Regions from separate parts of the Homo sapiens genome. Here region 1 is linked to region 2. Evidence: chromatin loops called from intact Hi-C (ENCODE). Cell type or tissue: HCT116. All regions are shown on one strand. Each heading gives the region's core, and the rest is flanking DNA. Links, peaks and the distances in the headings are about the cores only. Region 1 overlaps SSR1 (signal sequence receptor subunit 1). Region 2 overlaps RIOK1 (RIO kinase 1).

Evidence for each region. A loop is a pair of places that touch in the nucleus more often than their neighbours do. Peaks named below come from ENCODE experiments on the same cell type or tissue, not always from the same donor. Only the 100,000 strongest peaks of a DNase experiment are listed, where the experiment ranks them.
Region 1: it touches region 2 in a loop (2.7-fold over the local background); 19 of 110 quality-filtered maps call a loop at or near these places.

The regions. Positions count from the first base shown.
Region 1 is chr6:7,293,520-7,301,519 of GRCh38, forward strand. It overlaps SSR1 (signal sequence receptor subunit 1), which reads right to left. Exons shown (of 8, transcript NM_003144.5): 4 at 7,791-8,000; 5 at 5,228-5,304; 6 at 4,404-4,482; 7 at 1,873-1,966. Among named protein-coding and RNA genes, the nearest start is that of SSR1, 16 kb to the right of the region's middle. In HCT116, for the core only: no CTCF peak of the experiment used is centred there; no DNase peak of the experiment used is centred there.
Region 2 is chr6:7,397,616-7,408,885 of GRCh38, forward strand. RIOK1 (RIO kinase 1) reads left to right here. Exons shown (of 17, transcript NM_031480.3): 5 at 1,083-1,125; 6 at 3,343-3,435; 7 at 4,988-5,100; 8 at 5,202-5,282; 9 at 6,326-6,412; 10 at 6,803-6,940; 11 at 7,303-7,406; 12 at 7,634-7,740. Among named protein-coding and RNA genes, the nearest start is that of RIOK1, 13 kb to the left of the region's middle. In HCT116, for the core only: no CTCF peak of the experiment used is centred there; no DNase peak of the experiment used is centred there.

The DNA of each region.
Region 1 (8,000 bases), core at 1-8,000, 110 kb before region 2:
GACCTACCAGGCTCAAGCAATCCTCCCACCTCAGCCTAGGCGCACGTCAACACATGTATTTTTTTTTCATTCTTTGTAGAGATGGGGTCTCACTATGTTGCCAAGGCTAGTCTCAAACTCCTGGGCTCAGGCGATCCTCCTGCCTCAGCCTCCCAAAGTGCTGGGATTACAGGTGTGAACCACCACGCCTGGCCAAATATTGTATTTTTTATCTGCTTTTGGTTGCAGATGTGGAACCCACCAATATACCGAGGGTCAATTATATTGAAAAAATCTGTATATAAAGTGAAACCCAAGCAGTTCAAACCTGTGTCTTTCAAGGGTCAACTATGAATATGTATAAAGGAGCTGAACCTCATTCTTAAAGAAATGCAAATGAAACAGTAAGACACTCATTTTATATCATACCGACAGATTAAATAGGCAATATTGTGCATGGTTGAGAACATAAATTGGCACTACCTTTTTTTCCCCTTTTAGGAGGGAAATGGGGTCCCTTCCATAAAAATTCAGTGTATTTAATCTTAGACCTAGTTACTCTACCTTTAAGAAGTTATCCTATAAATTTATATATAAGAATATTCATTACAGTATCATCTGTAGGAGTGAAAAAATAAAAGTAACCAATATCCTTCCAATACAGAACAGGTTTAATCTATCATGACATACATATATATATAAAATAATATTGTCTAGTTGTAAAAAAACAGTTTAGTAAATATTTATGTAGTTACTACAAAGAGACATCCAAGGTATGAAAACTGAAGTTGTAGACAGCATGATGCAATCTGAACTAAATACTCACATAAAAACAATAGGCGTATATGCTTATAGATATATAGAAATTAATGGAAAATATAAACATAATACCATTTATGAAAAATAGGGCCGGGCGTGGTGGCTCACGCCTGTAATCCCAGGACTTTGGGAGGCCGAGGCTAGCGGATCACTTGAGGTCAGGAGGTCGAAGCCAGCCAGGCCAACATGGTGAAACCCTGTCTCTACTAAAAATACAAAAAAAATTAGCCGGGCGTGGTGGCACGTGCCTGTAATCCCAGCTACTTGGGAAGCTGAGGCAGGAGAATCACTCGAACCCAGGAGGCGGAGGTAGCAGTGAGCCAAGACCATGCCACTGCACTCCAGCCTGGGCGACAGAGCAAGATTCCATCTCAAATAAATAAATAAATAAATAAATAAATAGGATTAATGAAGTCAGGAATTGACTTATTTTTTTCACTTCTGTACTATTTAATTTTTTATAATGAGGCTGCATTGGTTTTATAATAAACATTTTTAAAATGTCCTACAATTGAAGAAACATTTCTATATTCTTTTATAAAGGTTAGTATTTTAACTGAATATGTAATAAAACTGAAATGTATCTGTAAAATAAATTGTCGGGTAATATTTTAGGTTTATTCTTTCAAGTTATACTGGGTAGTTTTTCTAATAAAATGTAGTAAGAAAAATTGTTCCATTACTCATTAAACTTGACGTAAAATATTTACGTGCTATTTGAGAGCCCCCAATTCTCTAGCAAAAACCATTAAAAAAATTAAATGCCTCACCTCTTCTACTCTGCACTGAAGCAACAGAAAGAAAAGAGACAGGAAATGGATTAGGAACACAGAAAATTCACACATTCATAAATAAGCTGCAGATCTGGAAGAATTTCCAAATTAAAGCATAAGAAGACTACACACTGAATAAACCTTTAAGGTCTTAATTAATCACTATACTAGATTCTACACAAGTAATGGAAAAGATGAATGTTAAATAGTACTGAAAAAGTTTTTTTTTTAAACTAAATCTAAGGTATTTAATTTCCACTTAAGAGAAAAACTTCCCAGCCAAGTCTGTAAGACTACTTACTGATTTGATTCAATGTTTCCTGAGGAATCCAACTCATGTCAACATCATTCTGACTTGATGTACCCATTTCTACTTTCTGTATGGGTCTCTTACGCTAAAAGAACATAAAGACATATTTTAAAGGAGTTCCGTTACACCATTTACTTAATATTTTTTAAAAAAGAGTTGAGGTCTTGCTATGTTGCCCAGGCTGCCTGGAACTCCTGGGCTCAAGCAATCCTCCTGCCTGAGCCTCCCAAGTAGCTGGGACTATAGGCACATACTATCATGACCAGCTGTTTACTCTAATTTTTAAAACACCTATCAAATTACTTAATTTAAATATCTTGGTAAACAAGTTATATTCTCTTCTAGTCTTCCTAGAACATACTTCTACTCAAATACTTTATTAAAGGGAAGGAGAAAATCATGTCTAGTACTGATGATAAAGAATAAATCTTCATCACATTTATTTTCAGGCTTTAAAGACCTTTCCCCTTGCTATAAAGGTTCATGTTATGTACCACTGGTGGACCACATAAGAGTATCTATTTATACAATGACTTTATTTCCCTTTAGGAATCAAATTGTAATCAAAGAATAAATTTATTTCTATATTCAACAAAATTCAGGATAACTGCTGATATGTTACATGCAGGCAGTTTCTGCATCGTAAGCTAAATACAATTAAACAGTTGGCACAGACAAAACAAAACGAAACCATAAAATCTCATTAAGCTAACCACCTCAATTTAAGAACTTCAAACTTTCTCCCTAGAGTATTTACAGCAAAACTGCTAGAAAGTAAAAATGACTCATTTAGCCTTGCTTTAAAAAAAAACCCAAGAAACCAACAAACCTCAGTTTATCTACATAAGAAACAGTATTAATTATATAATCCGTAAGTTAGAACCTAAGTACATGGAGAGATAACTTAAAAATAGTTTCATTTAAATAGAAGAAAAATGGAGATGCAGTTATACCTAATATACAAATTTACAGCAAAAATTCCAACCATTATGACAATGAGGCAAAGCGAGTTTTAGAAATTAACATTTAAACACAAAGTATTTCTCTTTTAAAGAGAAAGAGCTTATTAATAACATTCATTGTTAATTTTAATATAGATTTGACTGCCTGACTAAAGGCTTAATAAATAATCGCCAAAATGATTAGCAACTGTTTAGGGTCTAATGAATTATATTAACATATTTGATAAAATTGTTTATATTTTCCCACTGAGAGAAATAGTATAGGTTTTGTTTTTGTAGGCTGGAGGGAAGGAAAGGAGGAGGGTGAGTGAGGGAAGGAAAGGAGGAGGGTGAGTGAGGGAAGGAAAGGAGGAGGGTGAGTGAGGGAATGGGGAAGAGGAGGGAAATAAGGATGTGGTAGGGAATGAATCCAGAGTGAGAACCATGATCGTGGCAGACCCTAGGTGTTACCATTTTATTACTCTAACCACAAAAACAGAATTTTGACTGAGAGAACAAAATGTATTAGTTCTTTTTCCAATGAAAGGACTTGTTTATTAATTAAGGATTGTTTCTATAATTAAGAGTATTAACGCAGGCTGAGTGTGGTGGCTCATGCCTACAATTCCAACACTTTGGGAAACCAACATGAGAGGACAGCTTGAGCCCAGGAGTTCGAGACCAGCCTGGGCAACATGGCGAAACCCTGTCTCTACAAAACATACAAAAATTAGCTGGGTGTGGTGGCGTGCACCTGTAGTTCGACTACTCAGGAAGCTGAGGTGGGAGGATGACTTGAGCCCCGAAGGCGGAGGTTGCAGTAAGCAAGATTGTGCCACTGCACTCCATCCTGGATGAAAGAGCCAGACTGTCTCAAAAAAAAAAAAAAAAAAAAGAATATTAAAGAAAATATAAAAGCTAGGTTACTTGCAGATAAAATAGCATACCCATTAAAAAGTAAAGTAAACAGAACAATAAAATCTGAGTTTAGGGAATAAAAATTCTAGCATTTAGAGCTACAATACCAATCCAAAGGTAAATATCACTCTGGAGGGCACAAAGGACAATAAATAATTGTATGTGTGTATGAAAGTCTAAATGAGGCCAGGTGCAGTGGCTCACACCTGTAATCCCAACACTTTGGGAGGCCAAGGTGGGCAGATTGCTCGAGTTCAGGAGTTTGAGACCAGCCTGGGCATATGGCAAAACCCTGCCTCTACAAAAAATTTTAAAATTAGCGGGGTGTGGTGGCATACACCTATGGTCCCAGCTAACCGGGAGGCTGAGTTGAGAGGATCACTTGAGCCCAGGAGGTTGAGGCCACAATGAGCTAAGATCACACCACTGCACACTCCAGCCTTGGGTGACAAAGTAAGACTCTGTCTCCAGAAAAAAAAAGAAAGTAAGTTTAAATGAATCAATTTACATATCTAAGGCTTCAGGTTTTATTTTAAAAAGGTACAACAAAGTTCTACGTATACAAACCCACAGTGACAGTATGAGGCCGAAGAACTAGACTGCTTAACTTAGTACTTAACAACTTTTGAAACACGGCTGTAAGAGGTGTTCATCCATAATTACCTTTCTAGATTCTAGGAGTTGATGAAGGCCAACAATAACCAGAAGCCCAAGACCAGCAAGGAACATATACATAAAGATTCTGGTACAAAAGGAGAAAATATGAACTGTCTTTAATTCAGAGGAAATACCACGTCTAATTACAACTATAATTATAACACATAATAGAAGCTTTCCAAATAACTTGTGGCGAAAAGGAATAAAATGCTTTGTATTCAACTTAAATCCAGGTAGTTAAGTTTTATAAATTACCTTTAAGAGCAATTAGTCAATTAAAAAAAACTCTATGATTGAAAATAGAATTACAATTTATGCTCTATTCAAAAGCTTGGTTTATAAAATAATTGCATTAGCTTTCATCTCCCTGGAATATTACATTATTTTGCACAATCCAATTTAAAAATTACCTTAAGTGAATTATATATAAGTTTAGAGTAAAAAAAGATTCATCATTCAGAAAGAACACTTACATTTTTCAAGATAAAATCTTCTAACTTATGTTTTCAATAGTAATTTCAGAGGCACGAGACTTAGTTTAGGCTGGTGAACAGTTTATAAGCATGAGGTAGAAAATTTAGATGAGAGGAAGGACAGAAAGCCAATACTAACTTTTAAAGAGATTCTTCCATCAGTTTCAACTATCTTTCCTAATTTGACTTTTATAGTTATAAGAATCATCTGAAGTATGAATGAATATCGTAAGGATTTCACCAAATCTATACAGTTCATTCCATCGTCAACATCTAAAACAATGCTGAAACAGAGCAAGCTTTCCAGTCTTACTTTACGAGCAAAATCAAGATCTACATACTACAACTTTCACTTACGTTTCTCCATCTAACCCATCCTCTCTTTCAATAACTGTAACTGTTTGATTGAAGACTGCATCTTGGAATACATTGCCCTGTTTAAGAAAATAAAATAATCAGAAAAATCTAAATGCAATAAAGGAAGTAAAACATGTAACATTACTTAAAACAGTTACTCTAACAGATTGAATATAGCCTTCCCATCACTTAGAAGACTCAACAAATTCATATGTAACTGCAATATTCTGTGGCAGGGACTCAACATTGTTATTTTCTCACATGAAATAAAGTCTCTGGGCCAGGTGAGATGGCGTATGCCTGTGGTCCCAGGTACTCGGGGGCTGAGGCAGGAGGACTGCTTGAACCCAGGACTTGTGAGTCCAGCCTAGCAAACATAGCGAGATCCACACCCCTTTAAAAAAAGTCACCGACTTTGCCAAAGTTGTCCCCTGAATTTTCTTCTGGGGTAGGGGTGGTGGTGTGAGGACCCAGAGAGTAAAATAAAAATGAGATAAAACGTGCAGAAAGAAACAAAGCTCACAGCATTCTTACGCCAACAAGCTTTACCTTCTGTTGTTTGCAATCCTTCAAAACAAGGAAGGAAGAGTACAGCGGCAGCTGCAGAAGCAGGTCATTTTAAGAACTAGATCGGAACAAAAGTTAAATTCATGTTCTAAAATGACAGTGGTGCCGGGTGCGGTGGCTCACACCTGTAATCTCAGCACTTTGGCAGGCCAACCGAGGCAGATCACCTGAGATCAGGAGTTCAAGACCAGCCTGGCCAACATGGAGAAACCCCCTCTCTACTAAAAATACAAAATTAGCCGGGTATGGTTGCGCATGCCTGTAATCACAGCTACTCAGGTGGCTGAGGCAGGAGAATCACTTGTGCCCAGAAGGCAGAGGTTGTGATGAGCCGAGATCACTCCAGCCTGAGCAACAAGAGCGAAACTCCCACCTCAAAAAAAAAAAAAAAGACAGTGGGCTGGAAACCAATTTCTTCATAATAAATGGGATGGTCACTTTAGGTATGAAAATATTTTTATGTTGTGGTCTTGAAATAATTTTATCAGTTCACAATTTCAGTTTTCAAATGCATTAGACTCACTGGGGCAATACACAGCTATTCTTCACAAAGGTAGTACATTGTCAAAACTGTCACTTATTGCTAAACTGTAATTATGTAAGTTTTACTTCAAGATCCTTCAATTTGCATTCCTCTATTGATAATTTCAGGAATAATACACAGATTAAAAAAAAAGTGGTACAGGTGAATTTAAAAGAAGGAACTAAAACTTCATATATACCTGTTGGATTAAATTTTATTCTACTCAAAAACAAGCTAAAATCAGTAATTCTTTAAGCTACTTAACTATAGAGTTAAGTAATAACTGTAAGTTATTATTTTGAGGACAGGATGAAAATACTTCCTTTTCTCTACTAAGTAATCAGAAAAAAGAAAACTTGATTGCAGCACTAGAAATTTAACTCAGACACAAGGTAAACATGTTAACACCAGGGTAATGAAAAGGTTGAATTAGCTTCCAAGAGAAAATAAAATTTCCTCGTCTGAAAACTTTTTGACAGAGGAATGGTTTAGATGTGCTCTCATTTAGAGGACCTATTTCTACTAGGGTTCTCTCATTCAGTCATTGATGACTGATATATAGTATACATTATTAAAAATCATAAGGCATCAGAGCTTATATTAGGACATTTGGTTCTCCTAAATCAAAAAGTAAATGATAAACCTTGCTGCTGAAACTACATTGAAAATATATGGTTCTATTTTATCTATGAGTACATAAAATGATGGGAAAACAATTATAGACAGTCTTTAAATTTACAAACAGAAGTAGTAAAATGGGCAAAATGCAAGCAACAAAAGGAGGTACAAAACAAATTATTTGACAGATCTTTTATTCTTTTTTTGAGATGGAGTCTCACTCTGTGGCCCAGGCTGGAGTACAATGGTGCGATCTCAGCTCACTGCAACCTCCGCCTCCCAGGTTCAAGTGATTCTCCTGCCTCAGCCTCCCGAGTAGCTGGGATTACAGGCGACTGCCACCATGCCCAGCTAATTTTTGTATTTTTAGTAGAGACAGGGTTTCACCAGGTTGGCCAGGCTGGTCTCGAACTCCCGACCTCAGGTGATCCACCCACCTCAGCTTCCCAAAGTGCTGAGATTACAGGTGTGAGCCACTGTACCCAGCAACAGATCTTAACATCTGAATAAGCTGTAGACTCCATTGTGTGTCTTACTGCTCCTTTTCCCATTAAGATCCGGCTCATAGCTTTACTTACATCTCCATTTTCACTTCCACTCCCACACAATAGCACCTTATTCCCCTTATCTCTAGTATGCATCACTTATCAGCATGTTCTAGTGCCTGTTTTCATATGCCTCCCCCACTGGATTAGACTTGAAGAAGAAACGTGCAATTTATCTTTGCTTCCCTGGTGGCTATCACAGGTTCAACCACAAAACAGGCAACTGAATGAACAGATATATTCTATTAAACAACGTCACCGCCCCCATCCATCTCTAACTTAAACAAAAAGAAGGTTTAGAGGATCTTACGTTCAAATCTTTGTAGTTCAGATTGATGACCAAACCAAATGGTCGTCCGCCCATGGGCTCTGCAGGAATGAAAGAGTACTCAAAAGTTGCCTGTCTCTGGGGTGGCACTACAGTGTTCAGAGGAAGAGCTGTGAAATTCTGGATATAAAACTGGTAGTCCTGAGGATAACGGAATGAGGCATCTAAGGATTCAACAATAAAATCTTCTGT
Region 2 (11,270 bases), core at 1,665-9,664:
ACTAACTGTGAGAATTGAACGTAAAAGCCAGCTTTCTTCCAATTTATTGCTATGTCCAAGAGGTATCAGCTTTTTGAGATACACCATAGTTATTTGTTATTTCACTGGTATCTGTTTGAATCTTTGTGTTTAAACCTTTATTAGTTTAGGTTAGTGTGCTAGGTGGAGTCACTCAGTGTATAAGCAGAAGCAAATCAGAGTCTGCATTTGAATACTGTCTTGAAACGATTTTAAAAAACAAAACTGCCAGGTGCAGTGGCTCACGCCTGTAATCCCAGCACTTTGGGAGGCAGAGGCGGGCGGATCACAAGGTCAGGAGATCGAGACCATCTTGGCTAACAAGGTGAAATCCTGTCTCTACTAAAAATACAAAAAAATTAGCCGGGCTTGGCGGCGGGCGCCTGTAGTCCCAGCTACTCGGGAGGCTGAGGCAGGAGAATGGCGTGAACCCGGGAGGCAGAGCTTGCAGTGAGCCGAGATCGTGCCACTGCACTCCAGCCTGGGCGACAGAGCGAGACTCCATCTCAAAACAAACAAACAAAAACAAAAACAAAAAAACTTGTATCTTCTTAGAAAATGCCTCTAAACAGAAAGCCTTGTAAATGACTAACTCTATGTGGAGGCTGGGGCAGGAGGAATACTTGAGCCCAGGAGTCTATGCCTAGCCTGGGCAACATAGTAAGATGCTGTCTCTTTAAAAAAAAAAAAGAAGACAAGACTTTAATTGTGTGCTAACAGAATCATTAAAGATGTGAAGGACAGTACAAATATACTCAATGTTTTCTCTTTTTCAGCATAGTTCACTTTACCCTGGCGGCTCTTTGATGCTTCTGAAATAGGAATAGATTTTTCTTTTTACTGTATACATACTCCTTTTGCCAAAATACAGAATTGAATTTTGGTATTCAGGGGAAATGAAGAAAGTTTCACTGAGTAATGAAAAATCTACAATCATATCATAAAATCTGTTATTTAGAGAAACTACCTACTTAGGAATTTTCATGAAATTATCTACATTTAGAAGATTTTGGCTTCTCACTGAATTTTGAATGTGTCAACTATACGTTTTTGTTTTTGGTTAGGTATCGCATCAAAGATAAGGCAGACAGAGCAACTGTAGAACAGGTACAATTTAAATGTGTTGCAAACTCTTCTTTTTAATTAGCATTTCTTCTCTCTTTGAATTGTAGTTTGCTTTTATCCTTTTTGCTTAATGCTAATGTTACCTAAAATTACTCCTATATAAAATTATTCCTTTTTATAGTTTCGAGTTTAGAGACCTACATCTTGCTTTTATAGGACTATTGGATGAATTAGAGTCATGGTCCTTCAGTGGCCTTGCAGAGCCACCATGCGATGCTTTCCCTTCTTGGAGAGATTATCAGACCAGCAATCTTTTAGAAAAGGTCCGTAGGAATTTTGTGAGCTTTCCCAGAAGATAGGTAGGGTATCTGCCACAAAGCAGGAAGTGTGGGTGTAAAAGAGAGAGGGGCAGATAATGTCTTCAAATTTCCAGTTAGGAATCCTTTGTTTAGAAATTATGCTTGTTTTATTCTTTCTATTCAAGAATGGGGAAAAATTGGCCCCTAATTTTCCCACATTCCGAAGAATGTGATTGGATATTAGCCTTGGCCCAGATTTTTGATGTGAAGAAAGTGATAAAAAGAGTCAGAACATTTGCCTCTGCCACCTACCACTCCTTTCCACCACCCCCTCCCATATACACAAGCACATGTTCTGAATTCCACCATTAGACAGAAGCCGGGTCTGTGGTCTGTGTCTTCATTGTCCCCTAGTTTATTTTGTGATTTATTTCTGTAATTGAAAACAAAGTATGGTTCACCTCGGAAAAATGAGATAGCCTTAAGTTTCAAAGACCCTAAATAACTTTAGGGTTATTTTTGGCAGGAAATTCTTTTTCTCTTTCAAAATTAATTTTGAATGATAGAGTACATAGCTGGAGTCTTCAGCTGTCTATATAAAATATATGCTTGTGTGTAAATTTATCATTTCTCTTTCCCTGTTTTGTTCTTAAGCCATCTGGTTTGTTACTTCTTCCTATGCCCCTGACTTGTCTAACTGCCAACTTCGCAGAAGCACAGTTCTGTACCTAGAGGCCCATACTCAGCCAGCTGACTTCCCCTCTTTGCTTACCTGTGCAGTAGAGAAGAAATGGAAACTAGTGCCTTTTCATTCTTCTCTAGTTGCAATGGTCGTGATTTGGTTTTTAGTCCTATAGTCTTCCCAGGTGGTTTTGTTTATATTAACCTTAGGTTTGTGGTGTGACCCCAGCCACTTCATTGAAGGTGGACCCTAAAGTATAGTTGAGTTTGGCTAGTTTATAATACCGTCTCACCCCATGGGGGCTAGAGGGCCTGCCTGAGCCACAAGGAGTTATTGGTTGGTATCCTTAGAAATTGCATACAAATATTTGGCTGCTTTAGTTTCAGAGATAAACAAGAACAGCCTTTAAATTCACTGCCTTCTGTTTGTTAGAGAAGACTTTGAAATCCATTTTACTCAAGATTGATTATTCTGGCTTGAAGGAAATGCTTACCGTGATTTACTAATCTATAATGGCAGGGGTCTGCAGACTCTTGAAAGGGCCAACTAATAAATATGTGTGAGCATTGTGGCTCACATATAGTTTCTGTTGATTTTTTTTCAAAGCAATCATTTAAAAGTGTAAAACCCATTCTTAACTTGCAAGCTAAGGAAAAACAAGCTGTGGTCTGATTTGGTCCATGGGCCGGAGAGTGCTGACCCCTGATTTACAGCTGCCTGTCCACGACGGTAGCCACTGGGCACTTGAGATGTGGCCAGTCTGAATTGAGATGTGCTTTAAATGCAAAAGACACCGGAGTTTGGAGACTTAGTGTCAAAAACAAGGATTATCTCACTGATGACTTTTTATATTGATACAGGTTGAAATGATAGCGTTTTAGATATTTTGAGTTAAATAAAATATATTAAGATAATTTCACCTGATTCTGTTTACTTTCAGTGTAGTGACTAGAACAATGTAATACTATTTATGTAGTTTGCATTATACTTCTATTAGCTAATAGCCTAGAGTTCTGTTTCTCTTGAACTTGGTTGCCTTTGATTTCCATGACTGGATGAACTTGCTAGTTGGTTTTGCCTTTGGTTCCTTTGGCCTTTACCTGACATTTTACTGATTAACAATTAGAGTGAATAAAAGCACCAAATAGTGACTCTCATTTAGTCAACCAGGATAGCGTCGTACAGTTAAGCTCTGCTGTTTATTGATTGTCACAGGTTTTAATGAGGAAAATTTGGTACCGTCTTTTGGAACTTTTTAATTTTTGCATTTCTTTTTAGGTGTTGGATCCCAGAACAAGAATGATTTTATTCAAGATGTTGACTAGAGGAATCATAACAGAGATAAATGGCTGCATTAGCACAGGAAAAGAAGTGAGCTCTTCTTTGGATGATTGGATATTTAATTTTCTTATTTCAGATACCAGATGAAACTGGCACTTAGAACTACATTATGCCTTTAAGAAGAAAGAAAAACAAAGCCATACACATTAATATTCATGGTTAGAGAGGAAGTTGTACATATAACTACGCCCTTTTCACTACCGCTGCTGCATTGGATCATTGAGTCTAACTAGTTGTGCCCAGTAGTGAGTGAGATGGTCAGATTATTACAGGCCTGAGTTCTAATAAAATAAATTACTCATGGGGCCAGGGGTTTATGGTTATGTTTCTATGAGTCAGCAAGTCTTTCTTATTTTTTTCTTTACCTACGGGTATACTGCCTTCTGTTTGTTAGAGAAGACTCTGAAATCCTTTTGACTCAAAATTGACTACTCCAGCTTGAAGGAAACTCTTACTGTGATTTACTCAGCTATAATGGCAGGGGTCTGCAGGCTCTTGAAAGGGCCAGCTAATAAATATATGTGAGTGTTGTGGCTCAATATAGTTTCTGTTTTTGTTTTTTTTTTAAAGCAATTATTTAAAAGTGTAAAACCCATTCTGCTGGAAGCAATTCTCAGTAAAATTCAACTTATAAATCACTGGATTTTTAAATTTTTTTTAAACAGAGTCTTTTTTTTTTTTTTTTTTTGAGACAGTCTCCCAGGCTAGAGTGTGGTGGCATGTTCTCAGCTCACTGCAACCTCTGCCTCTCGGGTACAAGCAATTTTCCTGCCTCACCCTCCCGAATAGCTGGGACTACAGGCGTGCACCACCACACTCAGCTAATTTTTGTATTTGTAGTAGAGGCAGGGTTTTGCCATGTTGACCAGGCTGGTCTCAAATTTTTGGCCTGAAGTGATTCACCCGCCTTGGCCTCCCAAAGTGCTGCTATTACAGGCATGAGCCTCCACGCCTTGCCTAAATCACTGGATTTAAGAATGTCTTTAATTATTTTGCATATACTTGAGATATAAAAAAGTTTGAAACCACTTCTCCCCTATATTTAAATTGGATTTTACTGTACAGTCTTGCATTGCTTAATGAAGGGAATACTTTCTGAGAAATGCATCATTAGGCAAATTTGTCATTATGCGAAGAACATTATAGAGCATACTCATACAAACCTAGATAGTATAGCCTACTGCACTCTCAGGCTATACGGTAGTTCCGAATCTGTACAACAGGTTTCTGTACTGAATACTGTAACAATTGTAAGACAATGGTAAATATTTATCTATCTAAACATAGAAAAAGTACAGTAAAAATACCTGTTATAGTCTTACGGAATCACCTCATATATGCGGTCTGTCACCTGTCAGTAACTAAAACGTTATGTGGCACGTGACTGTATTTGTATATTGGAGCTATGTTTACTGTCCTTTTGATGTAATGTTTTACATTTTAATTCACATATTCAAAAGACAGTGGTATTCCTTATGCATGTTATTTCAGTTCACTTGACTTTTGAGGTTAGAATCAAATAGATTGAAAAAGTGGTTATTTAACATAAACTTCATTTTCTTTTTTTTTTGACTTAATATAGGCTAATGTATACCATGCTAGCACAGCAAATGGAGAGAGCAGAGCAATCAAAATTTATAAAACTTCTATTTTGGTGTTCAAAGATCGGGATAAATATGTAAGTGGAGAATTCAGGTAAGTTCAGATTTTTCCCTCCAGTTGGTTTAATTTCTATTTCCTAAAACATTAAAATAATAATGGAATGATTGAAATAATAAACATTTTTCTTATTCAAGATTTCGTCATGGCTATTGTAAAGGAAACCCTAGGAAAATGGTGAAAACTTGGGCAGAAAAAGAAATGAGGAACTTAATCAGGTGACTGTCTGGGATGTGTGTATGTCTGTCCTATGCCCTGTACATGAACATCAGCCCTTCCTCCCAGCAGATCCCAGTGTGGTTCTGCCCAAATGTAGGGACTTGTTAGGGCCTTTATTTCTATTAGGTCTGCTGAAGTAAGCAGAAGAAACACATGTCTGGACAAATAGAGATTGTTTCCTATTCTGTTGTTTTCTATTCTGAGAATCCATTTCAAAAGAATACTGCCACAATTCATATTTATTCCACGAAGCTAGATCATTTGGAAGGCCTTGTAAGCCATTGAAAATGTTTAGAATTTATACTGAGGATAATAAGGAACTGCTAAAGGATTTTAATCAGGAAAGTGACACAATCAGATGGTTATAATGCTCTGTCATGTTTTCGTAGGTATTGGAGTTTTCGACTAATCTTGTTAGGTCGTGAACTCTTTGTTTATCATAGTTTCCTTTTCTTAGTCCAGTTTTGGACACTTTTTTTATATTCTTTGTTTGCACTAACACCTTTTTATCAGGTAAAGGCCTCATCTAGTTGAGATCAAGTTTCCTGAAAATTATGGAGTTTTAAAAAATGTCTTATAACTTTTTATATGGTGTACACAGGTGACACATTGGATAGTGTAGTATTGAGCAAGTACTACTCGTTTTGAAAGTCTTTTGTGTTCAACAAGCTATTAGGTGTGAGTCCAACTATTTTTATTAAGCATTTTTCAGGCTATTCAACACAAAAGATACTTGTGGACCTATCTCCTCTATTTCCTCCATTGTAAGATGCACATTTTTTTCAGTTTAACATCTCTGGAATTGCTTTGGGTATTACAGGTTATGGGATGTAATAGTTGAATTGCTAGTGTTTTATCATTCTCGGTGGTACATAATGGTGCCACTTAAAATAATCTTAGAGTTTATGAAATATTATAATACATTTGAGAGGCCTTGGTGCTATTTCTTAACAGCAATATTAATCTTGGGACCTGCAGTTGTAATTTATTTAGATGCCTTTTCAACTTTTCAGTTGTCCTTTTATTTGTTATAATATCACAGGCTAAACACAGCAGAGATACCATGTCCAGAACCAATAATGCTAAGAAGTCATGTTCTTGTCATGAGTTTCATCGGTAAAGATGACATGTAAGTACATGGAAGGGCTAATAATTGCATTCTCAGAACTGTATTTTTAAGTTCTTTGAGTTTATCCACTATATGAATATTTCCCATTTGAATAACTTATTAATCTTTCCCACTATATTAGTGAATAAGTGTTATCAATGTATTCTACCTTTTCAAGTCTGAAAATGCTTCAGAATGAGGAGCAAGTTAGTCCTGTGTTGGAGGGTGGTCTTATACAGTGTGTTGGGAAAGCATCTATTTGCCGGTACCTTCTTGGTTTATGTGCATTGAGACAGATTGTCCCACATACAGCTCACATGATGAGTTGTAGAAGAGAAGGGCATGTAACAGTATAGTAAGAAGCAAGAAAACTTGTTCTTGGTCATTTTATCTTAGTTCTTTTCATTCAAGGCCTGCACCACTCTTGAAAAATGTCCAGTTATCAGAATCCAAGGCTCGGGAGTTGTACCTGCAGGTCATTCAGTACATGAGAAGAATGTATCAGGATGCCAGACTTGTCCATGCAGATCTCAGTGAATTTAACATGCTGTGAGTGTATTTTGTCTCTTAAGAACTGCCTGTCAGTTGTTTCGTGTCCTTTAAAATGATAAACAAAATCCCAATCCAAGAAGTCACACTAACTTCTGAAGTTTTATTGTTGACTTCCAAATGGTATAAGATAGGATTCCTTTTTTCAGTGACCTTAGTCACCGAATTGACTGCTTGGATCATTAACAGTGAATGGATTTTGGAAATTTTCCCAGTTCCATCTGTTAGTCAAGATTGCCTCATCTTATCTACCTTGGTGATTTTGTGAGCTACTTCCCTTGCTTTTAAGAGTAGAATTTATTTTAAACGAAAAACATAGTAAAGTAATACCATCCCACAGCTTCTGTGTCTCTGGCCCATAGGTACCACGGTGGAGGCGTGTATATCATTGACGTGTCTCAGTCCGTGGAGCACGACCACCCACATGCCTTGGAGTTCTTGAGAAAGGATTGCGCCAACGTCAATGGTGAGTAGAAACGGCAATTTTCGAAACAGCTCATTGGTCTGTTTTGGTTTTGTACTCAGTTAAGCTGTTGGCGTAAAATTTTCTCACTAAATTGTTTGGTGCAGTGATGCTTAAACCATTTGCTGGGAGATGGTATGTAATTTTATCTCCTTGTTTCTCTATAAGGTAGTTGGAATAATAATATTTTTCCTCATAAAAGCTGTCATTAACGTTTTTCCTTCTGACAGATTTCTTTATGAGGCACAGTGTTGCTGTCATGACTGTGCGGGAGCTCTTTGAATTTGTCACAGATCCATCCATTACACATGAGAACATGGATGCTTATCTCTCAAAGGTAAGATGGGGAGAGGAAGGAGGAATAGGAAATAGCAGTACAGGTGCAGTATCTCTTATCTCAAGTGCTTGGGACCAGAAGTGTTTTGGATTTTGGATTTTTTCCAGTTTTGAAATATCTGCCTTGTACTTACCCTAGTTGAGCATCCGAAATATCAAAATCCAAAATCCTCACTGCTCCATTTCACATTTCATTTGAGCATAATGTTGGTGCTCAAAAAGTTTCGGATTTTGGAGTATTTCAGATTTTTGATTTTTAGATTTGGGATGCTAACCAGTAATTGCATTTGCTTGACACTTCTGAGGGACCCAGATTGCATAGTGTAGTTTATTCATTTTGACAGCTTCCTGAGACCTTTTCCTTCCTACTTAACAGATGAAGAATCAAAAATACAGCACAACAGCCAATGGTAAAGCCAGGGGTTTTTTTTTTTTCCTTTTTTTTTTTTTTTTCTTCTCCTGAGTCAACTTGATATCCAAGCTTTTTACTTCAATTATCTGGCAAGATTACATAGACTGTCAAAGTTTGTGAAAGTTTAGCAAGAAAACTGTCAGTTTTTTGGTCATTAATTCTTTTCCCTTGTTTCTCAGGGGCCTTTCTCTTTTTTTCTTTTCTTTCTTTTTCTTTTTTCTTTTCTTTCTTTCTTTTTTTTTCTTTTTTGAGACAGGATCCCACTCTGTCACGCAGGCTGGAACATAGTGGCGCACTCTTGGTTCACTGCAACCTCTGCCCCTCAGGGTCAAGTGATCCTCCCAGCTCAGTCTCCGAGTAGCTAGGACTACAGGCACACGCCACCACACCTAGCTAATTTTTATATTTTTTGTAGAGACAGGGTTTCATCATGTTGCCCAGGCTAGTCTTGAAATCTTGGCCTCAGGTGACCCACCTGCCTCAGCCTCCCAAAGTGCTGGGATTACAGGTGTGAGCCACGACGCCCGGCCTCAGAGGCCTTTCTGAATATAGAATTTTTTAGAATTCTGGTAAAAGACATAATATAAAATTTAATGCTTTAACCATTTGAATGTATGGTTCAGTGGCATTAAGTACATTCACATTGTGGTACAAACTATCACCACTGTCTATCTCCACACCTGTTACATCATCCCAAACTGATATTCTGTACCCATTAAGTAACAACTTCCCATCCCCTGGCAATCACCATTCTACTTTCTGTCTTTGTGAATTCACCTACTCTAGGTACCTCTTATAAGTGGAATCATATAGTATTTGTCTTTTTGTGTCTGGCTTATTTCACTTAGTATGATGTCTTCAAGATTCATCCATGTTATAGCATGTGACAGGATATCTTTTTCTTTTTTTGTTTGAGACAGGGTCTCACTCTGTCACCAGGCTAGAGTGCAGTGGCGTGATCTTGGCTCACTGCAACCTCTGCCTTCGGGTTCAAGCAATTCTACCACCCTGGCCTCCCTGAGTAGCTGGGACTACAGGTGCGAGCCACTACACCCGGCTAATTTGGGTATTTTTTGGTAGAGACAGGGTTTCACCATGTTGGCCAGGCTGGTCTCCAACTCCTGGCCTTAAGTGACCCGCCTGCATCGGCCTCCCGAAGTGCTGGGATTGCAGACATGAGTCACCACGCCTGGCCTAGGATTTCTTCTTTTAAGGCTGAATAATGGTCCAGTGTATGTATATACTATATTTTGTTTATCCATTCATCTGTGGATGGACATACGGGTTGCTTATACCTTCTGGCTATTCTGAATAATGCTGCTATGAACATGGATGTATAAATATCTCTTCAAGATGCTGCTTTCAGTTCTTTCGAATATACACCCAGAAGTAGAATTGCTGGATCAAATGATATTTCTATTTTCAAGTTTCTGAGGAACCCACCATACTGTTTACTGTAGTGGCTGCACCATTTTACATTACCACCAACAATGCACAAGGGTTTTAATCGCTCCACATCCTCACCAGCACTTACTAATCTCCATACCCTCACCAACACCTATTATTTTGTTTTTTGTTTTGTTTTGACAATGAGAGACCCCCTAATGAGTGTGAGGTGTATGTTATTATGGTTTTGGTTTGTGTTTCCCTGATTACTAGTGACGTTGAGCATCTTTTCATGTGCTTCTTGCCCATTTATATATTTTCTTTGGAGAAATGTCTTTTTTTTTTTTTTTAAGAGACAGGGTCTCTCTGTTACCCAGTCTGAAGTACAGTGGTACAATCCTGTCTCACTACAGTCTCAACCTTCTAGACTCAAGCAGTTCTCCTGCCTCAGCTGCTTCAGCCTGCTGAGACTATAGGTGCAGACCATGACACCCAGCCAATTTTTTTTTTCTTTTTCATTTTGTTGGGACAGGGTCTCACTGTGTTTTCCAGTCTGGTCTTAGACTCCTGGGCTTAAGCACTCCTTCTGTCTCGGCCTCTCAAAGTTCTGGGGTTGCAGGCATGAGCCACAGTGTCCAGCCCCATGTCTTTTTTTTAATCAGGTTTGGTTTTTTTTGTTGAGTTGTTTGTATTTTCTGGATATGTCAGATACGTGATTTGCAAATGTTTATTCCCATTCTGTGACTTGTCTTTTCACTCTGTTGATTGCAAGCTTTGATGCACAGAAGTTTTAAATTTTGATGTGATCCAGTTTATCTATTTTTATTTTTGTCTCTGAATCATAGAGTTTTGAACACATGGCATGTATGCCTCTACACAGGTTTTCAGGTTTGTTTGTTTTTGAGATGGAGTCTCGTTCTGTTGCCCAGGCTGGAGTGCAATGGCACAATCTCAGCTCACTGTAACCTCCACCTCCTGGATTCAAGTGATTCTCCCACCTCAGCCTCCTGAATAGCTGGGATTATGGGCACCTGCCATCATGCCCAGCTAATTTTTGTATTTTTGTAGAGATAAGGTTTCACCATGTTGGCCATGGCAAGTCTCGAACTCCTGACCTCAGGAGATCCGCCTGCCTCGGCCTCCCAAAGTGCTGGGATTACAGGCATAAGTCGCCTTGCCTGGCCAGGTCTTCAGGTTTTATCCTGTCCTTTCCTCTTTTTCCATTTCCTTGCAATACCTTCCCATTTCTGCCTTTGCTCAACTTTGCTCCGCCTGGTGAACTTTAAAGCTCCAGTTAGAAAGCTCTCTGGAGGGGTATTTCAGCAGAAATTGTTTTCATAGGTGTAGTCTCCTACAACTATAATAGAAGTAGTCACACTGTGTCACTTATTATACTAAGTCCCTAATTCTGTCACCCTCAATTATGAACTTTTATGGAACAGGAGTTTTCTCTATTGCCAAGTACCCAATATCTGGCCCATAGTAGGCAATCACATCTGTTAATGGAATAAATAAGTGTGTCATTTTTATTCCTCAACTTTTTAACTTAGCACTGACTTTCTTTTTCTTTTTCTTTTTTTTTTTTTTAAATGGAGTTTCCCTCTTGTTGCCCAGGCTGGAGTGCAGTGGGGCAATCTCGGCTCACTGCAACCTTTGCTTCCTGGGTTCAAGCGATTCTCCTGCCTCAGCCTCCCGAGTAGCTGGGATTACAGGCATGCGCCCCCATGCCCAGC